Linked DNA regions of Homo sapiens: region 1 is linked to region 2. A link is a loop called in an ENCODE intact Hi-C map of the cell type or tissue named here. Cell type or tissue: IMR-90. All regions are shown on one strand. Links, peaks and the distances in the headings refer to the core of each region. The heading gives the core; the rest is flanking DNA. Region 1 overlaps USP49 (ubiquitin specific peptidase 49). Region 2 overlaps USP49 (ubiquitin specific peptidase 49).

Region 1 (4,399 bases), core at 272-4,271, 68 kb after region 2:
GTATTTCATATGATAAGATCTTGGTAGCAATTAAATTCCTGAAGACACATCAAGGCTAAAATGGGGATTTGCCAGGCATCAGGTTTTGAGTTGTAAGAGGAGGCTATTCAGATGTGATTTAGCTAGTACTGAATCTTTCGAAGGAAAGGACACAAAAAGCAAAGCAGAGCAAGCTAAAGATAGTGTCCTGGTGTGTTTAAGTCTATGCTGTCTTAATATAATACCATAACCACTAGCCACATGTGACTTAAAATTAATTAAAATTAAAAGTGCAGTCCCTTAGTCTCACTAGCACATTTCAAGTGCTCAGTAGTCACGTGTGACTAGTTACTATAGTACTGGACAGCACTGTAATATATTCAGATAGAGAATATTATCAATAATAATGTGTAATAATAATGAATTCTCTATCTGTATATATTCTCTATAGTCTCAATATATCAGTGATATATATGATTGATGATACATAGAGAATATATACAGATAGAAAATATTGATATCCCTCTCATTGATATATAGAGAATATATCATTGCAGAAAGTTCTGTTGGACAGTGTTAGTCTAAGTGGAAGAATTTGAGAAATAAAATTCTTTCTTTGATTTCTATGAAGAGTCTTTTATCCCTATACAATTTACTGGATTAATGTACTAAAGTTTTTTTTGAGACGGAGTCTCGCTCTGTCGCCCAGAGACTGGAGTGCAGTGGTGTGATCTCGGCTCACTGCAAGCTCCGCCTCCCGGGTTCATGCCATTCTCCTGCCTCAGCCTCCCAAGTAGCTGGGACTACAGGCGCCCGCCACCACGCCCGGCTATTTTTTTGTATTTTTAGTAGAGACGGGGTTTCACCGTGTTATCCAGGATGGTCTCGATCTCCTGACCTCGTGATCCGCCCGTCTCGGCCTCCCAAAGTGCTGCGATTGCAGGCGTGAGCACTGCGCCCGGCCTGTACTAAAGTTTTAATGTGCAAAAAAATCATCTGGCCGGGCGCAGTGGCTCATGCCTGTAATCCCAGCACTTTGGGAGGCCGAGGTAGGCGGATCACCTGAGGTCGGGAGTTCAAGACCAGCCTGACCAATATGGAGAAACCCCGTCTCTACTAAAAATACAAAATTAGCCGGGCGTGGTGGCGCATGCCTATAATCCCAGCTATTTGTGAGGCTGAGACAGGAGAATCGCTTGAACTCGGGAGGCGGAGATTGTGGTGAGCCTAGATTGCGCCACTGAACTCTAGCCTGGGCAACAAGAGCGAAACTCCGTCTGAAAAAAAAAAAAGAATCATTGAGATTTTAGAAGCCTCTCCAGGTTCAGATTCATCAGGACTGGAGTAGTAACCAGGAAATCTGTATATATAACAAGTAGCCTGGGGAATTCAGATGTTGGTAGGTAGTTCAGGGACTACATTTTCAAAGAATATTGAATTAGTGAGAGTGAGAAACAGGAATTGTCTGCATCTTGATATTTTTCCCTCCCCTTCATTCCTTCATTACTTTCTTTTGTGTCCCAGGAATTAGTTGTAAGCATCAATGTGTACCCAATTTGTACCCTTAGTTGGTACTAAGTAGCAAGAAGAAAATTCATTTATTTACTATTCCATCTTTTAATGTATGTGTGTTTTGATTTGGCTGTGCACTAAGAAAAATCAACAAAAATGGTTATTTCAATACTATTCCAGACTGTGTGAGAGGGTAATTCTGACAGAATACTTTTGACCACTAAGAGTTGAGCACCCACAAGTCTTGGCATTATAAGGGGGTAAAAACAGAAATATACATAATCTCCTCTCTGAAGAAGATTACAGTATTCCCCCCTTATCCTTAGGGGATATGTTTCAAGACCCCCAGTGGATGCCTGAAACCACAGATAGTATCGAACCCTATATATACTATGTTTTTTTCCTGTACATACATACCTATAAAGTTTAGTTTTTAAATGAGGCACAGTAATAATAACATAATACAATAGAACAATTACAACAATATACTGTAATAAAAATTATGTGAATGTGGTCTCTTGGAGTATCTTACTGTACTGCACCACAGGTGACCGAAACCTCAGAAAGTGAAACCATGTATAAAGGGAGGCTACTGTATATCTTGTTAGAAAGTGGGCAAACACATCCAGAAAAATGATGTAAAGGGTGCTTAGCAATGAGAAAATCATGATCTGGCTTGATTGAGAGTAGTCTAGGTCGCTTCCCTTTGTATGATTTGAGGGTTTCTTATATAAAGACATGCCTCTGCCATCTGGAACAGGCAATAAAAAAGGGAAGAATCTCTAATTTGGTCCTGCAGTATATTTATTTATTTGTGGGTTTTGGCACACATAAATAGGACTAGGCCAAAAACGGCATCTGGAAAATTAAAGGGGCTACTCACAGTACATTGGATTTAGAACTTCTCTGGGTTGACCTCATAATCATGAAACTGCATTTGCTCACAGAAATGAAAAGTAGAGAATAAATGGAGGTGAAAGAAATTCACCTTGAAAGAGGAACTACCGGCCGGGCACGGTGGCTCACACCTATAATCCCAGCACTTTGGGAGGCTGAGGCGGGTCACCTGACCTCAGGATCACCTGAGGTCAGGAGTTCAAGACCAGCCTGGCCAACATGGTGAAACCCCATATCTACTAAAAATACAAAAATTAGCTGGGTGTGGTGGCCCTTGCCTGTAATCCCAGCTACTAGGGAGGCTGAGGCAGGAGGATTGCTTGAACCTGGGAGATGGAGGTTGCACTGAGCCAAGATCATGCCAGTGCACTCCAGCCTGGGCAACAGAGTGAGGCTCTGTCTCAAAAAAAAAAAAAAGAGGAACTATCTTTAGGGAATTGAATTATTTATTTATTTTTTATTTATTTTTTATTTTTTGGAGACGAAGTCTCGCTCTTGTCCCCCAGGCTGGAGTGCGATGGCACAATCTTGGCTCACTGCAACTTCCACCTCCAGGTTCAAGCAATTCTTCTGCCTCAGCTTCCCGAATAGCTGGGATTACAGGCGCCTGCCACCACACCTGGCTAATTTTTTTTGTGTTTTTTTTTTTAGTAGAGACGGGGTTTCACCATGTTGGCTAGGCTGGTCTCGAACTCCTGACCTCAGGTGATCCGCCTGCCTCGGTCTCCCAAAATGTTGGGATTACAGGCGTGAGCCACTGCACCCGGCCTATTTTATTATTTTCTTTATTTTTTTATTTTTATTTATTTATTTTTTGAGACGGAGTCTTGCTCTGTCGCCCAGGCTGAAGTGCAGTGGCGCGATCTCGGCTCACTGCAAGCTCCGCCTCCCGGGTTCGCGCCATTCCCCTGCCTCAGCCTCCGGAGCAGCTGGGACTAAAGGCACCCGCCACCGCGCCCGGCTAATTTTTTGTATTTTTTAGTAGAGACAGGGTTTCACCGTGTTAGCCAGGATGGTCTCGATCCTCTGACCTCGTGATCTGCCCTCCTCGGCCTCCCAAAATGCTGGGATTACAGGCGTGAGCCACCGCGCCCGGCCTATTTTCTTTATTTTTTAATTTTTATTTATCTATTTATTTTTTGAGACGGAGTCTCGCTCTGTCACCCAGGCTGGAGTGCCGTGGCGCAATCTCGGCTCACTGCAAGTTCCACCTCCCGGGTTCACGCCATTCTCCTGCCTCAGCCTCCTGAGTAGGTTGGGACCACAGGCGCCCACCACCACGCCTGGCTAATTTTTTGTATTTTTAGTAGAGTTGGGGTTTCACCGCGTTAGGCAGGATGGTCTCGATCTCCTGACCTTGTGATCCTCCCGCCTCGGACTCCCAAAGTGCTAGGATTACAGGTGTGAGCCACCGTACCCGGCCTATTTTATTATTTTCTTTTTGAGACGGAGTCTTGCTCTGTCCTCCAGGCTGGAATGCAATGGCGCGATCTTGGCTCACTGCAACCTCCACCTCCTAGGTTCTAGCGATTCGCCTGCCTCAGCCTCCTGAGTAGCTGGGATTACAGGCGCCTGCCACCACGTCTGGCTAATTTTTTTATTTTTTTAGTAGAGATGGGGTTTCACCATGTTGGTCAGTCTGGTCTCGAGCTCCTGACCTTAGGTGATCCACCTGCCTCGGCCTCCCAAAGTATTGGGATTACAGGCATGAGCCACCGCACCTGGCCTTTTTTTTTTTTTTAATTTTAAAGAGACTAGGCCAGGTGTGGTGGCTCACACCTATAATCCTAACACTTTGGGAGGCCAAGGCAGGAGGATCACTGTGCCCAGAAGTTTAAGACCAGCCTGGGCAACATAGTGAGATCCCCATATCTACAAAAAATAAAATTAGCTGGGCATAGTGGCATGCACCTATGATCTCATCTACTCTAGAGGCTGAGGTGGGAGGATCACTTGAACCCAGGAAGTGGTGGCTGCAGTGAGCCAAGATCACACCACCGCACTCCAGGCT
Region 2 (4,399 bases), core at 145-4,144:
GCAATGAGCCAAGACCATACCACTGCACTCCAGCCTGGGCAACAGAGCGAGACTCCATCTCAAAATAAAAGAATAAAAAATAAATAAAATAAATAAAAATCTGTGTAGGTTCTTTTCTAGACCTGCCCAGCTTTTATCCTGGGATCTACTTCCCCTCGTATCCTGGGTATTTCCTTTGCCTTCTTACGGAGAACCCCCTGTTTTCCTTGACTTGATATCTTTCTCCTTTATTGTTTATATTTTAATTTGTGTGGAGCATGTCCCCCAGAAGCTCCTGAGAAAAAGGTGCATGAGATGTAAATTTGTTTGGGAATCTGCATATATGAAAATATCTTTATTTTCTTTTATACTTGATTTATAGTTTACCTGGGTATAGAATTCTAGATAAGAGAATATTTTCTCTGACTTTATCAGGCATCACTCTATTGGCTTCTAGCTTCTGTTGCTGCTGACGAGAAGTCTGATGATGTTCTGATTCTTGGTTATTTTTTTCCTCCCTGGAAATGTTCTGAAATTTTAATATAATTAGCCTCATTCTAGGCCTTGTTTTGTCTGTTATGCTGGACGCTTGGAGGGCCTTTTCAATTTGGTAACACTTTTCAGTTCTGGGAAATTTTCTTGAATTTTTAAATTCTAACCAATCTCTTCCTTTTCCTCCTTGCCCCCAGTTTTCTCTGTTCTTCCTCTCGAACTCTCAATACTTGTGTTGGAATTTCTAGACTGATGAGTCCTTTAATTTTCCTTTCCTATTTCCCATCTTTTTGTCTCTTTATTCTACTTTCTGGGGGGTGTCTTGAACTTCATCTTAAGACCTTTCTAATTAGTTTTATATTTATGCTGTCATATTTTTAATTTTTAAGTTTTTTTTTTCTGTGAATGTTGCTTTTTAATAGTCATCTATTTTTGTTTCAGATGGACTAGCTCTTCTCTGAACATGTTCTTTCCTCAGCTTTCTGTAAAATCTGTGTTTCCTTAAAATACATTACTTGTTCATTTCATTTATTTTGATCTTTCATTTAGGGAATTTCCTTAAAAGTATAGCTTTGGCTGTTTTACTCATATTCAGGAGTGAGCCACGAAAAAACTGAAAGCTGGATTTGCCCAAGTGTCAGCTTCTGAAAGTTAACTGGTGGTTTATTCTTGGAGAGGACACCTCTAGCAGTCAGTATTTGTGCTTTTCTCTTGACCAGGTTCATCCCCAGAAAGAATGTTCCTATTATCTGCTTAGGGCTTACAAACCTGGCTGTATCATTTGGGAAGCTGAGTGGGGAAAATGGCTAGGGATGTTTCACCTTTCACGATATCAACTTTCTCTTAATCACCATCTTTTTTAGACTGGTGGGCCTGCCCCTAGTTGTGCCTAGTCCAGAGTCTCTCTAGTAATCTTTCCAGAGAACAAACCTCCCATCCTCTGCCCAGCAGCTGCTTGGAGACAGGGCAGCAATCTAGGGGTAGAACTTTTACTCCATTCTCCTTTTTTTAGCTTTGTCTGCTATCCCCACTTTCAGAGGCACTTTGAGTTTTTCTGGTTTGTCTTAGCACAATTCAGTTTGATTTGGGCTTCCCCTTAATATAGAAAGACCCTCCGTCTCTACATAAAACTAGAAAAAAAAAAATTAACCAGGTGTGGTGGCATGCACCTGTGGTCCCAGCTACTTGGGAGGCTGAGGTGAAAAGATAGCTTGCACTCTGGAGTTTGAGGCTGCAGTGAGCCGTGATTGCGCCACTGCACTCCAGCCTGGGCGACAGAGGAAGACCCTGTTTCAAAAACAAACAAAACATAGAGGCAGAGTCTCGTTATGTTAGCCAGGCTGGTCTCAAACTGCTGGCCTCAAGCAGTCCTCCCACTCTGGCCTCTGAAAGTGCTGGGATTATAGGCATGAGCCACCATACCTCTCTGACCTATGTTTAAAGTTAGAAAGCATTTTTGTAGAATGAGTGCAGATTCATAGTTGAGTAACTTCTCAAACAAGGCTAACTTCCAACTAAGTTTTACCACAGGCAAAAAACCTACTTAAATAAATTTTATGTTCCTTGCCACCGATTTAGGGTTACTAGAATTGCAGCAATTCAAAGCAATTATCTTGGGCCTGTGTGTTGCTGCTTCCTTGCTTTGTGATCCTGGGTCATTTCCTAATGAAATTGGGCCCTCTGTGCTTCATGCTGTAAAATCCTGCTGATACCCACCTCATTGTGAGAATTAACTGAGCAAGTGTACATGAAAACACCTCACACAATATGGTATCTAGGAGGAAGTATAATAAATATTCATAAATGTTTTCTCATTAAAATTATTGCTTTGCTGACAAAATTGCTATATAGTATTTATAAGAAGTGCTTGATAATGACAGAATTAATGATTTTAATGTATGCTGGCAGACTGAACTTTACCAATTAATATTTATTATATGTGGGACATATAAGAAGCAGGATTAGATTTAAGCAGAGTGATGAAGTAGCAACTCTGGTATATGCTATATAGAAGGTGATTTTTGTGGCTGATGCTGCCGCTCTACAAACTAAATGGGATTTGGTATTGTTTTTATTTGCATTTATCTTGGATGACTGAGGAGAATGCAAGCACATTCCTTTGCTCTCAGGTCACATTTTTTGGTGAGAAGGAATTCCCAATCTGGCTAAGATCGTATGTCCTTTAGTTCTTATTAAGCTGTCAGTTAAAATTATAAAGACCCAGATACCCAACACATTTTAGGATTCTTGAATTCTACCTGAATGATGAAGCTCTTTTATCCCAGCCTGCCCCAGAACACCTGGGATGTTTGAATATCAGTGTTTCTTTTTGCTAGAATAATGACATAAAGTCTTTGCTTTCTTTGGTAGCAAAGAAAGAATACCTAACATATATACAGCTCTTGCCAGTTTATAATGCACTTACACACATTTTCTTATTTGATCTTTGCAGCTCTTTTGGAAGAAAGTAGAGCTGATGTTACATCCTTTACAAATGAGCATCCCAGCTACTTGGGAGGCTGAGGTGGGAGGGTCGCTTGAGCCCTGGAGCCTGGAGTTCAAGGCCAGCCTGGGCAACATAGTGAGACTCTGTCTCTAAAAAAAGAATTTTATAAATGTTAGGCAGCATATTGCCTAGGAAGTAAAATTTAAGATAAATGTAAAAAATGGGGTCCTCAGCCCAGCGTGGTGGTGGCCCACGCCTATAATCCCAGCACTTTTGTAGGCCAAGGTGGGCAGATCACTTGAGGCCAGGAGTTCAAGACCAGCTTGGACAACATGGTGAAACCCTGTTTCTACTAAAAATACAAAAATTACCTGGATGTGGTGGTGCAAACCTGTAATCCCAGTTACTTGGGAGGCTGAGGCATGAGAATTGCTTACCTGGGAGGCAGAGGTTGCAGTGAGCTAAGATCATGCCACTACCCTCTAGCCTGGGCAACAGAGCGAGACTGTCTCAAAAAAAAAAAAAAAAATGGGATCCCATATGAGTGATTCATTAGACCAGCAGTATATATTAATATGTCCTTTGTACCATGTACTATGCTGTGTCAACAGGACACAATAATGGATGATAAATAACCCTTTCTCCCAGTCTAGCTCACAGTCTAGATTGCCATTCCATGTATACTGTAAATACAGCTTTGTGGACTGCATTTCTGTTTAATGGTGAGGAAGCATTTTAATAAATAACTTCTAAGAAGTCAATTAATGTGGCAAATGAACAGCATTTTTACCACCTAGATTATTCTGAATCGTAGTCAAAATGTGTAAATGCAATCCTGCTACCCTTTGTATTTCACAATAATTCAAACATCTCTGTTTTGCAGTTTTCTGTGCAGAGGCCTTGAATTTAAACTTAAACCATTATTGAGAGTCATAAATGGACAAAACCCATGGCAAACTAATACTTTTGAATGTTAGTAAAGTCAGCAGACCTTGAGCCTTTTGTTCATGCTTTCTATGTGGTGCACTGAAATGTGAAATGTTATATGTTTCTTATTTACTCTGGGCGATATGTACAAAATTTTAGAATTTTAAATTTGAGTGGGACTGGAGATAACATAATTAATCAGTGGCAGAGTGTGGACTGAAACCCAGGCTTCCTGATACCTAGTTTATTTAGTTCTCTTCCCGCTATCCTATGCTGGGCTTCCTAATTTAGCAGCCAAGGGAGATTTAATTGTAATTGCTGATTGTGGTCTCCTTAAAACTTTAAAGTTTTCTTTATTTAGCTGTAAATGCATGTAAATTTTTTCTTTATTTAGTTGTGTGAATTTCCTCTGCCTTGTATCTTCCAAGGCATTTGGGCTGTTTTAACTTCGATTACGGCAGGTTGCGGTGGCTCACGCCTGTAATCTCAACACTTTGGGAGGCCGAGGCTGGCGGATCACGAGGTCAGGAGTTTGAGACCATCCTGGCCAACATG

What was found. Peaks named below come from ENCODE experiments on the same cell type or tissue, not always from the same donor. Only the 100,000 strongest peaks of a DNase experiment are listed, where the experiment ranks them.
Region 1: it touches region 2 in a loop (4-fold over the local background); 1 of 110 quality-filtered maps calls a loop at or near these places.

Annotation. Positions count from the first base shown.
Region 1 is chr6:41,808,957-41,813,355 of GRCh38, reverse strand. The region is part of intron 3 of USP49 (ubiquitin specific peptidase 49); the gene reads left to right. Among named protein-coding and RNA genes, the nearest start is that of TOMM6, 23 kb to the right of the region's middle. In IMR-90, for the core only: no CTCF peak of the experiment used is centred there; no DNase peak of the experiment used is centred there.
Region 2 is chr6:41,876,613-41,881,011 of GRCh38, reverse strand. The region is part of intron 2 of USP49 (ubiquitin specific peptidase 49); the gene reads left to right. Among named protein-coding and RNA genes, the nearest start is that of USP49, 17 kb to the left of the region's middle. In IMR-90, for the core only: no CTCF peak of the experiment used is centred there; DNase peaks (open chromatin) are centred at 1,921 and 2,581; H3K27ac peaks cover 1,158 bases.